Linked DNA regions of Homo sapiens: region 2 is linked to region 1. The links are chromatin contacts, found by Hi-C or POLR2A ChIA-PET in ENCODE. All regions are on one chromosome and are shown on one strand. Each heading gives the region's core, a stretch centred on a gene start or an enhancer-like site at or near the end of the contact. The rest is flanking DNA. Distances are from core to core; before and after follow the strand shown.

The links. Hi-C counts contacts between places; a loop is a spot of excess contacts on that map. ChIA-PET counts read pairs that join two places held with the same protein, here RNA polymerase II (POLR2A). Pooled maps may share reads with other maps.
Region 2: a pooled map shows a loop between it and region 1 (1.9-fold over the local background). The contact joins two enhancer-like sites. A Hi-C loop is called at or near these places in 4 of 50 pooled maps. POLR2A ChIA-PET finds 5 or more read pairs at or near these places in 2 of 52 experiments (OCI-LY7 and activated T-cell).

What each region holds. Positions count from the first base shown.
Region 1 is chr6:137,744,184-137,751,187 of GRCh38, forward strand. No RefSeq gene overlaps it. Among named protein-coding and RNA genes, the nearest start is that of LINC02539, 8.6 kb to the left of the region's middle. RefSeq lists a silencer at 859-918. Within about 2 kb of position 2,213, at least 2 of the 41 ENCODE cell types and tissues checked have a DNase peak (open chromatin) inside an H3K27ac peak, as active enhancers do.
Region 2 is chr6:137,845,112-137,851,305 of GRCh38, forward strand. All of the region lies in intron 3 of WAKMAR2 (wound and keratinocyte migration associated lncRNA 2), which reads right to left. Among named protein-coding and RNA genes, the nearest start is that of TNFAIP3, 19 kb to the right of the region's middle. RefSeq lists an enhancer at 4,792-4,871. Within about 2 kb of position 1,845, at least 5 of the 41 ENCODE cell types and tissues checked have a DNase peak (open chromatin) inside an H3K27ac peak, as active enhancers do.

The DNA of each region.
Region 1 (7,004 bases), core at 963-3,462:
TATTTATCTGTATTAGGTCTTCAAAGACTGTTTCTGAATAAAGTCACATTCACAGGTAACTGGACTTAAGATTTTAACTACGTTTTTGGGAGACATTTCAATCCATAACACAAAATATGTCCCCACATTTCTAGAAGTCCCACCTAATGTCTCACAAGGATCATTTTTTACCTTTTTATTGACAGCTACCCACAGTAAGAAAGATTCTCTGCCTCATCTCCCAGTGCACACACACACACACACACACACAACTGAAATGTTTCACAAAACTTACTTTGTGTGTTGCGATCAGATATTTTGTATTCTACTTGATCTACCATAGAAAAGAAAAAATGCTAGTCATGACCCACTCATTGATTTTATGACCCACTGATTATTTGTGACCTGCATTTTGAAAAACACCACTCTAGAATAAGGAAAAAAGTTCCTATCTTTAAGATTAGGTTAGGTTTTAAAAGATTGTTCCCGAGTATTTATTTGTAAGTAAAAAGCATGTGATTATTGTTGATTACATTGCACAGGATGCGATTTGATTTGCTGTGTGATAGACTTTTAGTCTTCAAAATACTTTTCACTGTTTTAAGGTTCATTCCATTTGCATTTCCAGCAGGCTTTCTCTCTCTCTGTCTCTCCCACTTTATTATATTATCTCACATTTGGGTCATTTTGTAATCGTTAACCTCTTCTTACCCACTGCTCTATCACTTACCAGACTTGACCGGGTTAATAGTGCTTATTAGTGTGTCCATGTCATCATGAATGTAGGAATGGGCAGGAAGCTAAGGGCCAATGGCTAAATGAACACTTGACTTTCACCATCTGTCATCCTGCAGATTTGAAAGTGGAGGTGCTTCTGCACTTTCAGCCGCTGCATGGTCTTTGTGGCCTTGGTGGTTTTTACCCTCCCTCCTCTTGCAGCCCCTTTGCATAGAGGGCTGTTATTAAGGAGTATAAACCTTGTCAGTGGGTAGCAGGTGCCAGCTCCTGCCTCCAGTGTTGCTTCTCACTCTGCCCCCGAGGTTGCATTGTGCCAGCCAAGGCCCTGAGGCCACTCTGCTAAAATGGGAAAAGTACCCCCAGCCTAGCCCTGCTCCCAACTCACTGGATAATTCCAAAGAAATACAACTCTGTGCTCCCAACTGCTCAGATATGTCATGGGAGATCAACCCTCCTTCAATGCTAATTTTGGAAAAGAGCATATTGCAAGTTTAGAGAATGTGCCCCTGTCATATCACATATTCATTGCAAAGTTAGAACCTAAACTCATGCTCCTGATGTTCCTGGGAGCTTTTCCATAAGCTATAATGACTCTTCACCTATTTCACAATATTGCTAAAGGCAGGTCCCGTTCATCTTCAAATAAACTGGGATGAGTAAAACTATTCATGAAATACTTACAATTTGCTAAAGATACTCAAGTCCTCAATCTGGTATAAATCTTAGCCAAGTTGTGATCTTTCTTTTCTCACAATTCTCTTGGCATTTTTTCCCAGCAACTTCTCCCCAACTACAGCCCCCCACCTCCACTATAGCTCACATTTCTCACATTTGAAATGAGAAATCTGAGCTTCGATCTCTCTGGTAGAACAATAAGAACAACCATTTTCCCTCTAGACTAAAATTCTCACCTCTCACAGTTCTAATCTTTCTAAAATTCAGCTCTGTGAGAATTGATGTATCCATTTAATGTGGTTTGCTTTTTCATCCTTAAAACACTGTTTACATTGATAGTGCTTTGCAAAATCTTTGTAAATCTGGATAGTGCTTTGTAGAATTCATATATATCTTTAAAATATTAAATATATATATGAATATCTCTTATGTGCTCATATAATAAATGGGGCTGAAATACATGAAATTACAAAATTTTTCATGTGTTTCCTAGTATTACAGGAATTACATTGGGAATAGTTTTTGTAATTTAATGAACATGTTTTAGACAGGATTATAGACTTTCTCTGATGATCAAAGCTTTTGTCAAGATTGGCTGACAACTGGACCTCTCTCTCTCTTACGTTCTCTTTTCTTTTCCTGGTTCTCACTTAAGCATCTCAAATTCTTCATAATTCTACATGTATGCTGTTAACTACTCAGCCTTCTGACTTATTGTAAATGTTTTTAGAAGTCAGAAGGTGTGCATATTCCTCTATTGAGTCTGCAGTCAATGCTTTCTGGAAGCTGGCTGCTGTTTGGGGGAACAGTAGAAGTTAAGGGGTTTCCCTATAATTTGCGCCGCTGACTGCACCATTCAATTCTTTTGGAAAGCCCCTCTCAGGGAAGCATTTTATACTTTAAAAACAAAGGTTTTTGTTTCTGCAGTGATACAGAACCTTGACATTTCAAAACTGAAAGGAACAAAAGTCAATGACCCAAGGAAAAACAATGATGAGAGAATAAGTAAACCAAGTCTAGTGTAAACAAAGGCAGAAAAATATATTTTATTATAGAAATAAGGTTTTTAAGGACAAGTAGGGGTTGGGTTAAACATAAAAAGGGGAGATTTTTTCCTTTTTAAATACTTGGCAACGTTTCCTAGACCAGCCTGCATTAGCCAACAATTTATTTCTGGTTCTTTGAAGTTACTGCTTTGACTCAAGTAGAGGTTTTTCCATTAATATCTAAAAATTATCTATTAGTCTAAAAAGTATTAAATAATAGAATCAAGTCATTATCTATTAAAATATTATCAGTATTTATTCCCGCTATTGTCAGACCTACACGTCGTCTCTTTGGGATGAAGCACTTATAATTACGTAAGGTAATTTTTTTAAATGCTATATTTATTCAGCTGCAAGTAACAGAGAAGCTAAATACAAGAGTTAGAATAGATATAAGTTTGCTTATTCTCTCACAACAGGAAGTTTCTTGGGTAGTTGCTGGAGTTGGTTCAGTTACTCAGTAATGGCAGGGCCAATGTCTCTGTAATTCCCTGGGCTTGGCCTTTCTCTCATTATTACCAGATAGCTGCTGAAGCTCCAATGATCAGGCTTGTGTCCACAAAAGGGAAGATGTATGTCTTCTTTAATGATGAAAGCAAGGCCGGGCACGGTGGCTCACGCCTGTAATCCCAGCACTTCGGGAGGCCGAGGTGAGTGGATCATGAGGTCAGGAGATCGAGACCACCCTGGCTAACACGGTGAAACCCCGTCTGTACTAAAAATACAAGAAAAAATTAGCCAGGCGTGGTGGCGGGCGCCTGTAGTCCCAGCTACTCAGGAGGCTGACGCAGGAGAATGGTGTGAACCTGGGAGGCGGAGCTTGCAATGAGTGGAGATCATGCCACTGCACTCCAGCCTGGGCGACAGAGCAAGACTCCATCTCAAAAAAAAAAAAAAAAATGATGAAAGCAAAGTTTTCAAAAACTCTCCAACAGATTTTTACTTCCATCTCATTGGTAAGAGCTGTCAATTAGCCACTCCAAGGAAGGATGGACTTTTAAGTAGAGGAAATGGAGAAGAAGGTTAAAATTAGTTGCTGAATCAGCCAACTCATAATGTCTGTCAGAGTTTTTTTGTGGACATTTCTGACACATGATATTATATAAATAATTCCTGGGAATAATTAATTGATGATTCTGAGTCACCTAACTTCAAAATATCAGTGTTACCCAGTCTTTAGATTTTACTGAAGATGAGAAATAAAATTAAATTTTAAAATTGGCGGTGGCAGACGGAATAAAGGACCCCCAATTATGTCCACATCCTAATCCCTAAAACCCATGATCTTGTTATGAAGAGATGGGGAGATGATCCTGGATGATGTAAGTAGACCCAATAGCATTGCAAGTTTTCTTAGAAGAGGGAAGCAGGAGTATCAAAGTCACAGAGGGAAATGTCATGACAAAAGCTGAGGCCAAAGAGAGAGAAAAAGATTTGAAGACACTACACTGCTGGCTTTGAAGATGGAGAAAGGAGCCAGGAACCAAGGACTGCTGCAGCCTCTAGAAGCTAGAACATGTAAGGAGGTGGAGTCTTCCCCAGAACCTCCAAATGGAAAGTAGCCCTGTCTACTACCTTGATTTCAGGACTTCTGACCTCCAGAACTGTAAGATAATAAATGTGTGCTATTTCAATCTACTATGTTTAAGGTACGTTTTACTGTACCAGTAGGAAACTAATACAGTAGCCCAGATCAGATTAGAATGAAAGCTTTAAATTGCTCTTGAAAAGTAAAAATTAAGGCTTTATGAGACTGTGGCTACAAGCCCCACAAATTACTTCCTGTGGTCATGCAAAACAGCAATGATAATTGCTAACATGTATTGAAAATTTACTATGTTCCTGGAAAATACCATTGCATTGTGGGCATTTAATTCCATCCTTACAATAACCCTATGAGGTACATACTAATAGTATCACCCATTTTTCTCAGCACAGATGAATAGACTACAAGGAGACAGGGACATGAGGACTGGGGGGTGGGGGTGGGCGTGGCACATGGACAGCCGCACATCCATGGGCAGCAGGGCTGGCATGGGTTGGCAGATGGTTGGTAAGGAGTATCTGTGATTGGTGGCACAGGCTCACCTGGCTTCTTGGATGCAGCTGGCTACTACACCAGTGACCTGGGAACCCAAGAGATTGTGTGAGACACAAAGAGTCACTTAGAGCACTCTCCTTACTGTGTTTGAGGACACTGGAAAGAACCTGACTAAGGGCTGGAATTGCATCTGAACCACCTAATGGAGTAATGAACTGTGCAGAGAGTTCTTTGTGTTTGTCCTGCACTTGGAGTAGATCAAGGCTGATATTCACAGAGGCAATGTAAGTCTGATAAAGACAACCCAAATAGCTTCTCAATTGTAGAGGAAAGTGCCAATGCAATCAGAAGACAAAGTTATTCCAGTCTCCCAAAAGTGATGTTTGAATCCTGATAAGTTAATACAAACAGAAAAGCATACAGCAGCCCTTGCTTTGCACACTTCTGATACAAATGAGTTTCAGTTAACACAGCACTGTGCAAAGCAAAGGCTGCCTGTATTCAATTCTCAAAGGAGCAAAAGTAATGCAGAAAATTACTCTGCAAGGATTCAAATGTCAAAAATACATTACATGCTACTGTCTTGAATACTGTATTTATCAAAGATAAGTACTTTAATTGTACACTGAAAATATATACAATAAAGTAAAAGCAACTCTTTAAAACTTAATGTTATTTATAAGCAAGCTTCAAAACTTCCAACTTACTATAATTTTACTTGGTATTTGGTTAAAAAGTGTTCCAAAACTTACGGGAAAATGTAAGTTTAAAAATAGTGGTTGTTGCAATTACGGATAAGAATAGCTAAAGAACACCAATAACTTCATTTTATTACTTGTGCAAACATAAGCATCAAGGTGAAAGTAAATGAATCAGGCTGCTTTATATTATCAGAAGGAACATGATCTCAAAGGGACATTTAAGTTAATTGTTTAGCCTGCCTTACTGTATTTGGTTTGTGTAAAAAAGGAAAAAAGCAAACCAAACAAAAAATATCTCCCCTCAAAGTCCTCCCTTTCTCTGCGTTTAAGTAGGATTAAGAACCATTCCAAAATTTTGTTGTTGAGCCATGTCAAAAAAAAAAAGGTCCTAAAATAACCACTGTTGTGTCCCTTGAGGGAAGAACTCTAATGTCATCAAGCTGATATTTGGATCCTGATGGCGGAAAAAGAAAGTGTGTCTCGTTCCCGGGAAAAAAAGGAGATACACAAGCAAGGAAATTGCATGATGAGCTGTTGAGGTTCAAAAAATAAATCAGATGAGGTGTCATGCAGGCTGTCTCCATGACTTAGGGAGGATTTTTTGAGATCTTCGTATTTCAGACTTTTCTTACATCATTCTCCTTTGTCCTAAAAGATGACAGTCCTGGCTGTTACTTCCTGTAGACGTAAGGGTAGCTGAAAGGAATGAGGCATAACCGCCTCCACCTCCCTGTTTCCTCCCGTTTCCATTATATATTCAGGCAGTGACCATTGCTTCCAGGACCCGCTGCTATTTCTGGTGGTGCCACAGATCTGGCACAATGGGTAGATCAGAATTAAAAGCTTTTCCACTTGACAGGTTTCTTTGTCATTTCCAACTCTTGTCATCTCCGTTGTGTGGCTTCCAATTGTGCTGAGGATGCACTGGAAACATCTCTCCTTCCTGCCCATTTTCAGAATATCGCAGTGGTAGCCCTTTCTGGTTGATGTTAAATTTAGCACAAGAATTTTAGGCACATATTTGAAAGAATTAATAGGCTCTAAACAAAACCATACACATCAGAAGTGATTACCACGCAACCACCAACACTGCCTAACAGTGTCTCTGTGTGCCCATTAAAACTGTTCCTATCTCATTCCTTTTGTCAGCCTTCAACATAGAGTCACTGTTTGTGAGGATAACTGTGTACTGCCCCGACTGTGGCCTCTGATAGAGTCACAAGTCACGGTTTTTGCATATTCCAGTGAACAGCATTTAAAACTTTTGAATGTATCATTTTAATATCCAACGATGATCCTTATCTCTTACAGCCAGTTAACCTGCTCCACCAATTAACCATCATTTAATGAGTTTATTTCAGTGTTCTCAGTAATAAACATTACAAAAATAGTTTTAGCCGGGCGTGGTGGTGCACACACACCTTTAATCCCAGTTATTCAGGAGGTTTCTGTGGAGGATCCCTTGAGCCCAGGACTTTGAGGGTGCAGTGAGCTGGGATTGTGCCACTGTACTCCAGCCTGGGCGAGAGAGTGAGATACTGTCTTTAAAAAATGGAATTAAATAAATAAATAAATAAATGGATTTTGCCACCAATAAATTTGGAAAATTGATTACAATTTGGAAGCACACCTGTGAAGGAGTCTCAGCACACCTTTTGCTCCCACCTCTTGGGAGTTACATAATGGTACTGAATTTCCATGTGCTTTTCCCAGCCTACTTCTATCTTCCATTAAGCCTAAATGTGAGGCAGAGGGAGATATAGCTCAAAGCAAGCCCTTTGCACGTATGGTGTCCCTTTTCACGAATATTCATTAGAGTCTCCT
Region 2 (6,194 bases), core at 595-3,094, 100 kb after region 1:
CCCACTATTGTCTTGTGACCCTGACACATCCCCCCCTCGGAGAAACACCCATGAATGATCAATAAATACTAAGGGAACTCAGAGGCTGGCGGGATCCTCCATATGCTGAACGCTGGTTCCCTGGGTCCCCTTATTTCTTTATCTATACTTTGTGTCTTTTTCTTTTCCAAGTCTCTCGTTCCACCTAACGAGAAACACCCACAGGTGTGGAGGGGCAACCCACCCCTTCAGAGGAGTTCATCTCAGTAAGGTAGACCATGAGATCATTCACCAAGCCAGAGATTGTCCTTTGGTCTGGTGACATCTTCGAGTGGCTGCTGCAGGCCAGGAGCTGTGCTGGGCACCAAGCGTGCAAAGTCGAATAACACAGAAACCCGTTTTCAAGGAGTGCATAATGGCTTTAAAGGAGAGAGATTTGAAAACAAATTATTACAACTAAGTATAATAAGTGCTCTAATAGAAATATCCACTGGGTGGAGTGGAGCACAGAGGAAGGAGTGATCAGGACAACCTATGGAGGAGGGAGGGAAGGCGGTTCAGAGGAGGCTTCTTGTAACTTGTGTACTGAATCGCAAATATTTCAAGTATGTAAAGAGTAACCTGGGTGGGAACACTCTGGCCAGAGGGAGCACCATGTCCAGAGGCAGCCAGTAGCATAGTGGGTTAGAGGGAGGGCAAGTTTGAACCGCTAGTGTGTAAGGTTCAAGGGGAGAATTGGGGTAGGAGAAGGAGGTGGCATGCCTGGGCAAAAAAATTGGAGAGGTGAGTGACGGCCAGGCTACAGAGGTCCTGTTTTCTGTATAAGGAGGCTGGACTTTCCTCCTACAGGAATGGAAGTCATTGATGAGTTTAAATCAAAGATTTCACATCTGAGGCCATGTGGAGGAAGAATTGGAAGAATTCCTGATGAGAAGCAAGAAAAGCAATGACAGTTTGAGTTTGGGAAACAACTATTGGATAGAGAAAAGGAAACTGAAAAGAGAGGGGCTTAATTGATACAATTAATGAGATTTGGCTTCCGTCTGAATGTAAGGGTGAGGAAGGAGGAGTCCAGAAGACTCCCGGGTTCGTGGCATGGGGAAATCAAGGATGGAGTGCCCATCCCTAAGATAGAAAACAAATGTAGAGGGGGAACCTAGTTGGGAGTTAGGATGATAAAGTTTGAAATGTAAAAGTGGTTAAGAGGAATGAAATAAACAATCAATCATAAGTGGTTATCAAATGGTACGAGGGTCAAGTTGAAGTTAGCCGCATGAATCAGTAGTAACATCACCAGGAGGTGACCTAAGCTTCCCAGCAGAGCTTAGGAGTGAAGCAGAGAAAACAGGTTCATCTTTCCTCTAGAGCAAAGTGCGGGAATGTGAGAGTGGTAGAAGGTCAAGCAGAAAGAGAACTATCAGGCACCAGTGACGGTGCAGCTCAATGTCACTGAGCTTGAGCTCTGTGCCAGGATAGATGAGGAGCCAGAGGAAAGCCTAGTAAAGAGTTCCGGGACAGTGAAGGGAACAGAAGGTGTTTCTGAGGTCAAACAGAAGTTCAGTGGGAGACGTAGGGATAAGTGGCTATGGTCAGGATAGAGAATCGCAACATGTAGGATGCCAGAGGTAGAGTGCTTTCAGTTGACCTTGAGTTCTAAGATGTGGCTGTGCTCCAAGGGGGCTACTTGCACTAATGTGGCTCGGGTAGTGTCTGAAGTTAGATTTGAGAATTTGATCAGAGAGGACAGTAAGCATGGATGAGGAAGTCACTGTGACTCATGGCAGGGGAGGGTGGAGGGCACCCTCTGAGGAAGATGGAGATATATCCTGAAAGCCCTTCCTGCGGTCTATGAGGCCGGGTGCCATCTGCCTCCCGCCAGCCTCTCTTCCTGCGGCCCTGGTCCAGCCTCCCCACTCCAGCCCAGTGGGCCTTCTTTCAGTTCCTTGAATGCCCTGGACTTTGTTTCACCCCAGGGCCCTCACAAGTGCAATTTCCTCTTCTCAGAATTTCTAACACCCTTCAGCTTCTGCTCTACCTTCTTCCACTCCAATCAGATCTCATTTTGAATATCACTTCCCCAAGAAGACTTTCCCCAAATCGTCGGGCCTTAAGTCTGTGTTAGAACCCTCTGTCAAACTTCCCCCTATTACCTAGTACTTCTTAGCATTTACCACAATTGTAACTCAGTATGGTGTAATGATTTGCTTATGGCCAATCTCAGTGGATAAGCTTTTTGAGGGCAGACACCCTACCTGCCTTGTCTATTAATACAACTCAGTCCCTAATAGAGGACCCACTGATGCATTTTTACCTACCCTTGGTCTGTGAGGATTGGAAGTGGCACAATGCAATGTATGCGGTATTTTGATATAAAATATTGAACTAATATTCCAGAAATACATTTAAAATGTTAGATTAAATGTGTAAGTGAATGTGAAGGTAAATGGTTCACTGGATGGTGAAACAGCTAATCTCTCAAATTAAGACTCTACAGCATATAAATATATAGGCTGCTGCTACCCAAAGGACAATCTCTCAGTCTCTCCCGGAGTACCTCGCTGCCAGATCAATCTTCTTTAAACACCATTTTTATCACAGGACTCATGCTTAAAATTTTCAGAGACTCCATTTCCCTTCCCTGCTGCAACTGAAGTCCCCCCACAGACTTGCAGTGGCCTTTAGAATGTGTCTGGGCCCCGGCTCACTTCTGCTCATGGAAGGCTAGTTCTTTCATGCTTCCATTAACCTATCGGGCTCATTTTCCCACCTCCATGACTTGGCCCACAGTGCCTCCCTTTCTTGGAAGGCCCTCACCTTTCTCCAGAACACACTGGGCATTGTCCCTGTCACTTAAGACCGACCTCAACTCTCAGTTCCTCCCTGGAGCTTCAGCCTCTGGCCGTTTCTTGCCTAGTTGTTTTAGGCTCCTTTGAATTCCTATAGCCCCAGAGAACCACAACATAGTTCTCAATGTATACTGTCCTGGATTGTTCAGTATAGATTCTTGGGAGTTATACACGTCTCATAATAGATAATAAATTCCTCATCAAACCAAGGGGAACCTAAAATAATGTAGATCACCCTTGTCTTCCCCCAGACTATGATGCTGGTCAGGTTATCTGTTTACTGAATGTCCAAACACCTTGAGAAATCATTTTACCTTAAGAATTTCTTTTCAAATTCAATATATTTTGTTTCTATTTATTTATTTTATTTTAATTAATTTTTTTTTTGAGACAGAGTCTCACTCTGTCTCCCAGGCTGGAGTGCAGTGGCGCGATCTCAGCTCACTGCAACCTCCACCTCCTGGGTTCAAGCAATTCTCCTGCTTCAGCCTCCCCAGTAGCTGGGATTACAGGCACCCACCACCGTGCCTGGCTAATTTTTATATTTTTTAGTAGAGATGGGGTTTTGCCATGAGTCAGGAATTCGAGACAGGATGGTCTGAAACTCCTGACCTCATGTGATCCACCGCCTTGGCCTCCCCAAATGCTGGGATTACAGACGTAAGCCACCAGGCCCGGCTGAAATTTAACATATTTTGGAAAATATATTTTAGCATTGCTTTTCTTGTTTTTTCCCCTAGTCTCCTGCGAGTATATAGTTAATGGGATATGTTTGGGATGAATTATAAACAATCCCTTTCTAGAATACATTTACTGCCATAAGGATCTCTCCCAAGTCAGTTATTTGAGGTCATATGATATTTACAAGTGAGGCTGGACTAGGGATAGGAATTCCTGGTATTCTGTGTATTTTTCTAACTGACTGCAGTGACTCTCATAACATATGAAGACATTATTACAAAGTATGTTTAAGGCAATTCAGGACTTTTTTGTGTGTGACTCTTATTTAAACAACTATTTCCAGTGATTTTCTTGGCTGTATATCCCATAGAAATTAGGCAAGCTCTGTCTTTGAATCGCTGAAGGCATATTTCTTATAAAACGAAAACAGTTTTCATTTAAAAAAAAAAAAACCTCTATGTATTAAATCCATAAAAAAGAAAACAGAAAGGAAATCTACGTAACAAATGACAGTTAGTTACGTGTGTGTGGTTAAGGGCTCACTATCATTATATTCATAAAAATATTAATTATGTGCAGGGCTAGAATCCAAGACATATCTATAACTCCTTAGGAAATAATGTACAGGCTCATAGTCACTAATCAGCTGAAAAAAAGTCCTTGGAAAATTTAGAGAATGTGAGATTATTTTGCTTAACCAAGAGAAATAACACTGGATGGTGGTCAAAGCTTATGAACACAGTTTGTATACAAAGATAGGCAGTTCATATATCATTCTTTATCCTTTGAGAAAAGGTAACATAACATTTCAAGGTTCCGTGTCCCTTTTGCAAGTAAAAAAAAAAACAAAATAAAAAAAAAAACGTGGTGGAGGCAATTCTGGAATATCCAGGAAATCTGATCTCACAAATGAGGAAGCTCCCAAATATGGGCATAGAGTGAGACCAATTTTCCAGTGCAAATCCTCTGAGGTATATGCAGTTGGGAATACCCTTATTAAAAATTCCTTTCCCAAATCCAGTTTTAGAAGATCTGTTTAATTGCTAGATAAAACAGAAAAAAAAAGTCTAAAACTCTTTTTAGATTACTGATGGGAAAAAACAACAGTCATGATGTGGGGAATCACCCAAAGTTTTCTATAGACTCATAGGATCCAAGTAATCAGAGGCACTAATTTCAGGAGCCCTGGTTCAAGTGGCATTTCCTTCTGATCCATAACGGGCACCTTTCTGTTTCATATTGTCTGTGCACAGTCCACATATGAGGCCAGGGTCATCACCCACACAGAAAAGAGACAAAAATATGTGTGCCACCCCTACCCGCTTCTGAAAATGAATCTACATCAAAATGCAGGATACAGTCTGAACTTGTACAGTATGCTGTGTGACTAGACCAGGACTCTGGCTAGAGAGGTTAGTAAATGTGAAATACAAAGGCAAAAACTGTTATTTCCATTTGCACATGAATCATATTTGCTACCCGTCATAACCTAGTGACATAAAAGTATTGCAAATCCCCAGAGCCCCATTTGCTCCCTGGAAGGAAATCCCTGATCCCACCGTCCCCAAGTCTGGCCAAGCTAATTTTATCCGAGGACCTAGAGAGCCTGGGGTAAAGACTGTCAGCCTGGAGACTAAGAACAAGGATGCAGCAGCCAGATTGTGCTGCCACTTAAAGAAAGCATGGCTTTGGGCATATTATTTACCCTCTCAGTCTCAGTTGCCTTATCTATTAAATGGGTTTAATAATAGTGCTTACTTTACAAAGTGATCATGGGGGTAAACTAAACCTACATATTTTCTGCTTAGAAAACACTAGACCATTGCCAAGCAGAGGATATTAATAAATGCTATATAACTGTCAGCTATATTCATTGCTCTGATTACTTTAATACCAACCGTGTCCTTGTGCCTTGCCAACAGTTCTCCTGAGGGTTTCTGCTGCCTGCCCTATAAAGGCATCTTCATAAGAACTCTGCACTGACCTTACCTGCCCTTTATAGAACTGAACTTCATTCTGAATTCCTCAAAGAATTGTCCTCAAAATTGTATGACTGTTGACAACTGCAGTGTAGCGATCAGCAAATTCTCTCTCAGGTCATCTTTGAGTGGGTTGGCTCTGAGGTCCAGTCAGGTTCTGAGGGACTCTTGTCCTCACAGCCTGCTTCAGTCAGTGATGCTAAGATTGTAAGTCTAACCTTGTAATTCATCTCTGTCAGGTATCACAAACGCTTTCCCTGCATTAACTAATTTCTTTTTCTTGTCACAATCACCCTGTTTTTAGCCTCACTTTGGACATGAGGAAATTAAGGTACTAAGACATTAAAAACTTTGTTGTGTCACCCTGCTGGAAGTGACAAAGGCTGTCACAGGCAAATCTGGCCCCACGCTCTAGATGAGGTGCTCCCTCATGTTAGTCACCTGCCTGCCACCTGTTTTGGTTGGTGGTGGTTTCACAAAATCTCAGAACCTGGGCTATCCTCTTTGGGATGCTCTTCAACACTTTGGGATCAAGGCCACTGAATTTTCTAGACTGGGGGTCAGGGAACTATGGCCCATTAACTAATTTTTTTACATATTCAATGGTTGAAAAAAATTAAAAAATACTTTGTGCCATATGAAAATTATATGAAACTCAATTTTCAGTGTCCATAAATAAAGTTCTCTTGGAACACAGCCACACTCATTT